2 separate regions of the Mus musculus genome follow, and region 1 is linked to region 2. The links are chromatin contacts, found by Hi-C or POLR2A ChIA-PET in ENCODE. All regions are on one chromosome and are shown on one strand. Each heading gives the region's core, a stretch centred on a gene start or an enhancer-like site at or near the end of the contact. The rest is flanking DNA. Distances are from core to core; before and after follow the strand shown. Region 1 holds the start of 1700030A11Rik (RIKEN cDNA 1700030A11 gene). Region 2 holds the start of Mapk14 (mitogen-activated protein kinase 14).

Evidence for each region. Hi-C counts contacts between places; a loop is a spot of excess contacts on that map. ChIA-PET counts read pairs that join two places held with the same protein, here RNA polymerase II (POLR2A).
Region 1: a loop to region 2 is called in a map of left cerebral cortex, with 3 times the contacts of the local background. The contact joins the promoter of 1700030A11Rik here to the promoter of Mapk14 in region 2. A Hi-C loop is called at or near these places in 2 of 37 maps with a recorded cell type or tissue (CH12.LX and left cerebral cortex). POLR2A ChIA-PET finds 5 or more read pairs at or near these places in 2 of 5 experiments (both embryonic stem cell).

The regions. Positions count from the first base shown.
Region 1 is chr17:28,903,760-28,908,395 of GRCm38, forward strand. 1700030A11Rik (RIKEN cDNA 1700030A11 gene) reads left to right here and starts at 1,506. Exons shown (of 3, transcript NR_045457.1): 1 at 1,506-1,540; 2 at 1,944-2,028; 3 at 2,245-3,012. It overlaps Bnip5 (BCL2 interacting protein 5), which reads right to left. Exons shown (of 12, transcript NM_172450.3): 3 at 4,509-4,628; 4 at 1,932-1,996; 5 at 1,496-1,736; 6 at 757-891.
Region 2 is chr17:28,688,380-28,692,736 of GRCm38, forward strand. It overlaps Mapk14 (mitogen-activated protein kinase 14), which reads left to right and starts at 2,963. Exons shown (of 12, transcript NM_011951.3): 1 at 2,963-3,476. The coding sequence starts at 3,361. It overlaps Slc26a8 (solute carrier family 26, member 8), which reads right to left and starts at 1,608. Exons shown (of 20, transcript NM_001290320.1): 1 at 1,338-1,608.

The DNA of each region.
Region 1 (4,636 bases), core at 256-2,755, 210 kb after region 2:
TGGCTCAGAGGTTAGGAGCACTGACTGCTCTTCCAGAGGTCTTGAGTTCAATTCCCAGCAACCACATGGTGGCTCACAACCATCTCTAATGGGATCTGATGCCCTCTTCTGGTGTGACTGAGAAACGTGACAGTATACTCACATACATAAAATAAGTAAATAAATAAATCTTTAAAAAAAAAAAAAAACCCGGGCAGTGGTGGCGCAAGCCTTTAATCCCAGCACTTGGGAGGCAGAGGCAGGCAGATTTCTGAGTTCGAGGCCAACCTGGTCTACAGAGTGAGTTCCAGGACAGCCAGGACTATGCAGAGAAATCCTGTCTCGAACAAAAACAAATAATAATAATAATAAAACCGATAACTGTATGGAAACCTCCCTTCTGTGTTCTCAGCCCCTTCCTGGCACCACGGCAGCTCTCAGCCGCCCACCTAACGGCAATAACCACGCTCGGTAGCAACACAACCTGTTGGCTGACAGGCCGACCCTGCTATACCTTACAGGCAGTCATTCAATTAGAACTTCCAGCAAATCTCAAGGTCCAGCCTTGCAAAATGGGGAAACTGAGGCTAACGGGTGAAATGTGCTGTCTCCACAGCCCGAGGCCTCCCACAGAGAGACTGAAATAGGCCTTGGCCTCCCTCGCTCTGCCTCAACTTGCCCTTTCCAAATGGCAGAGTCTAGACAGATGGGCTATTTGCTGGAGGTGGGGGGGTAGGGGTGGCGGAGGGGGGTGTTTCTGAGGGGCAAGGGACTAACTGGATTCGGAGGCTCTGTCCAGCAGTGGCTTCTCCTCGGGTCCCTGAAATATGGCAGCTGGTGTGTGGAGCTCAGAGGGATGGGAGCCTCCACCATCTACAGACGGGACCTCTTGGAACTCAGGCGCCTCCAAGTCTGGGAAGCAGAAAGTCACAGTCAGTGTGTGTGTCAGCCACGCCCAGCAACCTGAGCCTGGGCAGGTGCCAGTGTACGCCACCCGTGGGCTCTGCAAGGCTTGCAAGGCTATGCCGGGTCTGGGGCTCTGTTTGCGGACCCCGACCATGCTCTCTGCATGAAAAGAACTGTCTTTCCTTGGCTTCTCTTTTTCTTTCCATGGGGTTTCCTTACCTAGCCGCTGTTTTCGGTTGGTCCACTAGGGGGCAGAAGGTGCCTGGCTCCGTGCCACGAATGAAGAAGAGCCATGGCCTAAACCGCCTTGCATGAAAATCTCTCCTCTTATGACCCCAAATCCACGCTCTCCTGACAACGGTGTCATACAAGTCTAGCCCCCATCCACCCTAACGCCCACGAAGAGCCAACGAGACCAGCCCTTCTCCCTCCGGCTCTGGCTCTGAGGGATCCCACTTGTACCCAAGTGAGACCATGTGGAGGGGAAAAGCTTTGATCTCTTCTCCATCTCCATCCTCCCTACACTGCTCAAGGCATAGTGTGGGCATCAGAAAGATTCCAGAGCAGGAGGCAGCTGCAGTTGCTATGGCAACTGCTAGAGCCTGCTTACCAAGGCTGCTGGAGGTGGAAGCTCGCTGGCTACTAACACACAGGGGTAGGAAGCTGGGCCTCTTGGGCCGGGTTTCTGGGCCCAGGGTAGTGGCTGTGCCGACTCTCTTGGGTTCCTCAGAGGCAGGCTTCTTGAGGGATAAGACTCTCTTCAGGCTGGACTTCTTCTCCTGGGATTTCTTCCTGGGGAGTGGCGTTGGCTTTCGTGGAGGAACCGCTTCTGGCTGAGGGATTTGCACTTGCTGTGGGGAGGAGAAAGAAACTGGGTTAGATCCCTGGCCTTGAGGAGAGGCGAAAGGCAACCCCAGACAGGGCCGACCCAGAGCGGGAGGTGGCTTCTGGAATTAGGGAGTGGGGCTAACTGGACGGGGAGGCGGGGCACGAACCGGGAGCTGCAGCAGCTCTGCAGGCGCTCTCTGATGCCTGCGCCTCCTCACCTCTTCTTCCAGTTGGTCTCCAGCTTTCTTGAGCAATTCCACAATCTGCCAGATGACATCATCCTCTGCAAGAGAGCATGGGTCCCACCACTCCTAGGTATGCAGACAGTATCCAGATCTGGACTCCCAGGGAGAACGAAACCAGCCTGGATCCCTCAGGATTGAGGTTCCCCAATACCCAAAGACCCTCCCATCCCCCCCCAATACCCAAAGACCCTCTCATCCCCCACCATCCTGACTGAATATGGGAAAGTATTTTTGAGGCAAAGTATGACTTTTTAAATGTGTTAATTTTTTATAATTCAATTATTAGGGAGAAGAGAAACACATGTGGCGATCAGAGGATATCTCTCGGAAGCCAGTTCTCTCCTTTTATTATATGGGTCCCAGGAATCAAACTCACATCATCGGGGCTTGCTGGAACATGCCTTTACCCTCTGAGCCATCTCACAGCCCAAAGCATGATGTTTTATGCAGGGATTTAAGGCCCGATGTCCACCTGCCCTGTCAACTGAGCTTTCTAGATCTGGGAACTTTGAATTGGTAGTGGCTAAATCACTTTCCCCTCCGGATCTTTACAGCTTTCCCTGCGAAATATGGGTCACAATCTCTCATGGGCTGTCAGGACATCAAACAAAGGAGCAGGAGTTAGAAACATTTCCCAAGGCTGATTCCAAGTCTTCCAGCCCCACATAATAACAGGTCCCTATCCTAAGGCACAGAGAGGACATCAGCTGGCGCTCCACAGGTCACACTGGACCTGCCCCATGGCTGCTTCCACTACTCCTCACACCAGAACATTTCCTTGGGTGGCTTGTTTTGCCTTACACAAGGGTGATGTGCCCACTCCACTAGCTGCACCCCAAAGGTCTGTTTGCATGAAATGTCAAACTAACAAGCGACTCTGCCCCCGGCTTCCTGTTTCCTGACACTATCTACAGTTCATTTTCCTCTCAGGCAAGGCAATGGTAAAGTAAATACCTTACAAACTGGCCACAGAAATGCCTTTCCATCCCTTGCATACCCTGCCTTTAAAAATGCCGCCCTCGTTTTTAGACAATTAAATGAAGAGGGTATTGTGAGGTGTTCTGATTGTGTATGAGGTTGGACGCACTACTGAGAGACGGGTGTTTAAGTCTGTATGGATGAAGCTTCGTTTTATTCCCTGTAATTCTGCAAGAAGATTCAGAGCACACTGAAGGCTCCTCACTGTGGCCGTTGGACAGTTCTTTCCATTTTTCCATGTAGCTGCCTTGTTTAGTTAAGCCCAAGACCTTTTACCTGCTAACACAGGGTCCCTGTCTAACTACACCTTTAGTCTCTATTCAATAGATAGGTGGTAGGTATAATAGATAGATAAAGATAGACATAATAGATGAATGGATAGATAAGATGATAGATTAGATAGGTTAGATAGATAAGATATAAATATATAAAATAGAATTGGTGATAGATAATAGATGGGTGGATGGATAGATGGATGGATGGATGGATGGATGGATGGATGAATAGATAGATAGATAGATAGATAGATAGATAGATAGATAGATAGATAGATGGATGGATAGATGATAGATAGACTAGATGATAGATTAGATAGAATAGATGAAATAGGTAGATAGGCTAGATAAATAGATGACAGATTAGATAGATGATAGATGGATAGATAGATGACAGATAGATAAATAGATAGATAGATAAATAGATAAATAGGGTCTCATGTAGCTCCAAGTGGCCTCTGATTCACTACATAGCAGATAATCTTGAACCAATCCTCTTGCCTCCACCTCCCCAGTGCTGGGATTACACGTGTACACTACCACAACCCAATTACACAATGCTGGGGATTTTTTTTTTTAAAGAGGGAACTTTTTTTTTTTTTTAGATTTATTTATTTATTATATGTAAGTACATTGTAGCTGTCTTCAGACACACCAGAAGAGGGCATCCAATCTCATTACAGATGGTTGTGAGCCACCATGTGGTTGCTGGGATTTGAACTCAGGACCTTTTGAAGAGCAGTCAGTGTTCTTACCTGCTGAGCCATCTCTCCAGCCCCAATGCTGGGGATCTAATGCCAGCTTCCTGATGCCAGGCAAGGGCTGTGCAAACTGAGGTGCATCCCTGCTCTGTCTCCTACATATTTCAAGATATATTTTAAGAAATTGAAGGCCAAGTGTGGTGGCGAATGCCTTTAATCCCAGCACTTGGGAGGCAGAGGCAGGTGGATTTCTGAATTCAAGGCCAGCCTGGTCTAAAAGTGAGTTCCAGGACAGCCAGGGCTATACAGAGAAATCCTGTCTCGAAAAACCAAAAAAAAAAAAAAAAAAAAAAAAGAAAAAGAAAAAGAAATTGAAAGCAAAGCCACGTTGCCATGGTCACAGAAGCAGGAGCACTTGCCAGCAGCCTTTCTGCTGCCTCAGCCTCTCTCCTGCTAGACTCTAAAATAAGTTCACAATGCCAGAAGCAGCAGGACAGGCAAGACAGATCCGCACGCACGTGTGCACTGAACAAGCCCTCTAGTCTGGTGCAGACTCCCACCCACAAGGAAAGAAAGATGCTAGGATTCGGACTCACGGTCAGGCTTCCTGGGGTCCTCTTCTAATGGAGGACCTGAGGCTTGGCCAAAGCTGTCTGGGGTTTCAGCATGGTCTCCTTCAGTGGGCAAGGCCTGAGGAAGGTCAGAATCTGGTCCCCCTGGAAAT
Region 2 (4,357 bases), core at 1,713-4,212:
TACACAGAAAGAGAAGCAGGGGCACAGCAGAGCTGGGGAGCCTGATGTGGAGCAGTCAGTAGGGTGGAGCAGCCTGGAGGCTCCCTGCACTACCCGCTACTTCTCTTACTTGTCTTTATTGTGAGACAGGCTCCCCACAAAGGTGGAGTGTAGTGGGCTTTGGCATCCTCCTCCTCCTGTCCCCAGCTAGCCAATGCTGGGTTATAGGTGTAAGCCACCATCCATGCCTTAATTCTTTTTGATTCTTCCTTCCTGGGCTGGGGACCCATCTGAGGGCCTAACACATGCAGGGCTACTCTACCCTGAGCTGTAGTCCCAGCCTTTATCTTTAAGCAGGCTTTCATTGCTAAAAAACACTTAAAAAAAAATACAAGCACGTTAACACAGCTCTTTTTGCTTCTGCTACCCTCAGCCATCTGTCCATCCATCCATTCACCCACTCACTGATTCGTTTAAAATCTCTATTTGGGATATTTTAAATGCAAAAAAATGTAACCCGATTTATAAAATTTTGACTCAAAGGACCAGAAACCCTCAAAATTAGTTAAGGTACAAGAATATCTTTTACCTAATTAAGTCATCTTTCACATGCTTTCTAAAACCATAAGACAAAATTCACTTCCAATTAAAAAAAAAAAAAAAAAAAAGCACTTGTATTTCCCAACCAAAAACCTCATTGCCTGTGACTCTCAGTTTTGGTGGAGAATGTATTGGGGATGGTCTAGTGGCAGGAGATGCTTGAAGGTGGCAGCCCTCCAGCTGCTGACAGGTCACATAAACACCTTCCCTTAATGCTAGTCAGTGTGATACCAAGCAGGTGTGGTAGAGAGATCCTCATTACTGGGCTGAACAGTGGAGACTTCATGGGGGGACCCAAAGTCCAGCAATAAGGACTAGAAGACAGAGAAGGAGGAGAGGGGACAGAGGGTGGGCTTAAGGCAGAGAGAACAAAATGAGCAGAACAGTAAAGTCTGGAAGCAAAGGGGGCCCTGAGCTGCGGCCTGATGAGGACACAGAGAGTGGAAGTGTGGGGGGCCCACAGTCCAGTTCCTTCAGCTGTGGACATCACAGAGATGCGAATTTTTGAAAGGATCCAGTATGCAAATTCCATGTTGTCTCTTGCCATTTCGGTTTCACGCAGCCTTTCTATAAGGAGAGAGAAGTTCCAGGGACCACCGCTATTCATTCATTCATTCATTCATTCATTCACCCACTCCTTGTGCCTGGGACACTCCTGGCTCTGCAGGTGACCCAAGCAGCCACGCTCTGGGACGCGAGCGGGCTGTCAGCTCCCAGGCGGCAGCCAGAGCTCCGGACCGCTCCCGACCCAGGCTCACCTGGTTTCCGGTGGCCCGCAGGAGCGCAGACGCTGGGGACAGACTCGGCTCCAGCCTGGCTGGCGGCAGCGCTGCGGACGCGGAGGCCGGCAGTTCCGGAGCCGTTGCTGCAGAACCCGCGGGCGTTCCGGCTGTGCGGGTGACGGGCGAGGATGGCATCTGGGCCGAGGAGAAGGGGTCCCTGCTGCCCTCCACATACCCGGATCTTCTAGAAATAGCCACGAGAATAAGATTTCCCCTTTCTCCTGCTCGGTGTAGGCATGGGTGGATGTGGGTTCTTACGGGTCTAACTTTCCCCATTCACTTTTATTAGCTTTCTCGGCTTCTACGGAAGATTCCACTAGGTGGGAATGCAGGGTCGCATTGATCTTGTAGAGACTAGAACCAGGGCCTAAGAAAGCTCAACAGACTTACCTAAATGAGATGCGGTCAGAATGCTCGCCCTAGTAGTTCTCCATACTCTCAGAGGCATGAATTAAGTCTTTAATACCCACCCCCCAATTTTCTTTTAAATTTCTAAACTTTGGATGGCTCTAAAGGGCAAGAGTCGGTCTCAAACCCGAGTGATGGTTTTTGGGGTGTTGCACATACGGTCTCATCACTACACAGCAGAGGCTTGGTCTCCTGGTTTTTCCAAATGCTAGAATTACAGGATTTGTAAATACAAATAAACAAATAAATAAATAAACAAATAAATAAATAAGAAGGGTCCCCTGGTCTTTCCAAATGCTGGAATTACAGGTTGTGTATAAATAAATAAATAAGAGAAAGGTCTCTTGGTCTTTTCAAATGCTGGAATTACAGGTTCTGTACATATAAATAAATAGTATGAAAGGGTCTCCTGGTCTTTCTAAATGCTGGAATTACAGGCTGTGTAAATAGATATATATGTATGCATGTATATGAAGGGTTTTCTGGTCTTTCCAAATGCCGGAATTGCAGGTGGTGTAAATATAAATAAATAAATGAGAAGACCTTCCTGAAATGGAATGACCTACTTGCAGTGTGTGTGTGTACCTTCCCCTTCCAGTAGTGGGTATTGAACCCAGGGCCTTGCAAATGCTGGTCCCCAGCCTGGAAGTGGCCATTCATGATGTCTACCTCTGACCTCGTGCATTGGAACTCCCTGTGGGTCCCTGGAACCTCCTTCTGCCACTTCTGCCTGAAAACATGTAGGAGCGCCTGGAGGGAGAGCCTGGGCTTTGAGGCAAGACTAATATTTGCCTAGGGGGCAGGTTTCACCAGCATCCCGAGGTGAGCCACTTGTCCTTGAGCAGACCGGAATGCGACAGCTTTCTGGACAGGGCCTGTCTGTTCTTTCAAGTTGTTCTTGGAAATTGACGACTCTAGTGAGCAGGTTGCTCGGAGTTCAAAGATCATTTGGCTCTCTTCCCCGACGCTGTCACAGCGGCTTTCCGCCATGGCGCCAGGCATTCGCCCGTGCGACCACAGAGAGGCGCGCGCGCCCCGCGCTGCGGCCTCCACCCTTGGCGCCCCGGGGAGCCCAGTCCCCGAGAGTTCCTGCCTCGGCTCCCCAAGCCGCGTCCCTCTTCTCGCGAGATCTGCCGGCCCTGCGCGCTCTTCTCGCGACCCCCCGCCCCGTGGGCAGGTTCCATATTGGGTAAGATCTGGATTCAGAGCGGGGCCTCCTTGGAGCTGTTCTCGCGAGAGTTCCGCGAGAGGCTCCCGGCCGCTGCCTGTGGGATCGCCGCCACTGGAGCCCAAGCGGGGCGCTGAAGCGCGAGCGGGTGTCTTGCGGCGTCGGCGTGCGCTCCCTCCCCGGGGAGCGGCTGCAGGAGGACCGCGGCGGGAGCAGCCTCGAGCCGTGCAGCCGGCTCCGGCACCTTGCCGACGCTCGTAGGAGCCGCCGCGGCTGACAGGGGCGGCGGGTCGCAGCCTCCACACCTGCGCGGGTGGCGGGCGCGGGGTCCGGTCTGCCGCGGGCGGGCGCAGAGGAGAGCGTGCGGCTGCAGGCAGGAGCCCCCGCTCGGCCACCTCCTCGCCCCGCTGCTGCCGCTGGAAGATGTCGCAGGAGAGGCCCACGTTCTACCGGCAGGAGCTGAACAAGACCATCTGGGAGGTGCCCGAACGATACCAGAACCTGTCCCCGGTGGGCTCGGGCGCCTATGGCTCGGTGTGGTGAGTGTCGCCGGGCCTCGGGTTAGGGGTGGGGTGGGGGGACGCGGTGGAGCAAGCAGGGTGGCCCTGCATGCCTGAGGGCCAGGCCTGTCCCCACAGCTCAGCGATGCGCCCAGCGGCAGGAATTCTCCTCCGGGCGTGTCTGGGGGTGCAGGGGGCAGCTGGAGCGGGACGTGTCCTGCACCCCTCGCCCTGCATACGCAGGTCGGGGGCGAGCCGTGTGCGGGAGCGGGTCAGCTGCGGACGCGGTGGGATGCTTCTCTACCCTGCGCTCTCCCTGCTCCCAAGACTGGCCCTCCCGGGGGTCCTCTGCTGCAGCGCGGCCTCAGGACCCTGCCTCCGGGTACCGCCACTCGGGACGCGGGAGCCCTGCCCCGGGGAGCAGACGAGCTGGGCGGAGCTCCAGCGAGGAGCTGTAGGGCAAAGCCTGACCCGGGGACTGCGGTCACCTGAACGAAACTTGCAAGAGAAAGCGCTCCTTTCCCGGAATTTTTTTTTTTTTCCTTTTTTCTCCCCCTTTTCCCATTTTTGCAAGCCTCCATCGAAAAATCCTGTCTCAGGAAACGTTCCTTTGGGATTCGCACTTGAATTAGCAGCACCCCGAAGAGCTTAAAATACCGACTTTATCTCGGGGACCACGGTGCCAGCTTGCGTGGTGTGTTTCCGATTCGGTTGAAAGCGTATTTCCTTTTCGGGGAGGGAGGGTGGCAGCGCCTTGCAAGGACGCTCCAGCTCGCCGCTTAGTCACATACCACTGCTCATTTCAGTATTGTTTGACAAAACAGTTTTCCATACCGAGCAGAGGGGCGCCCCTCAAGATCAAGAAGGTAGGACTAGAGCTGGAGGTGTAGATAGCTTTTAATTGAAGTAATTCATGGGGG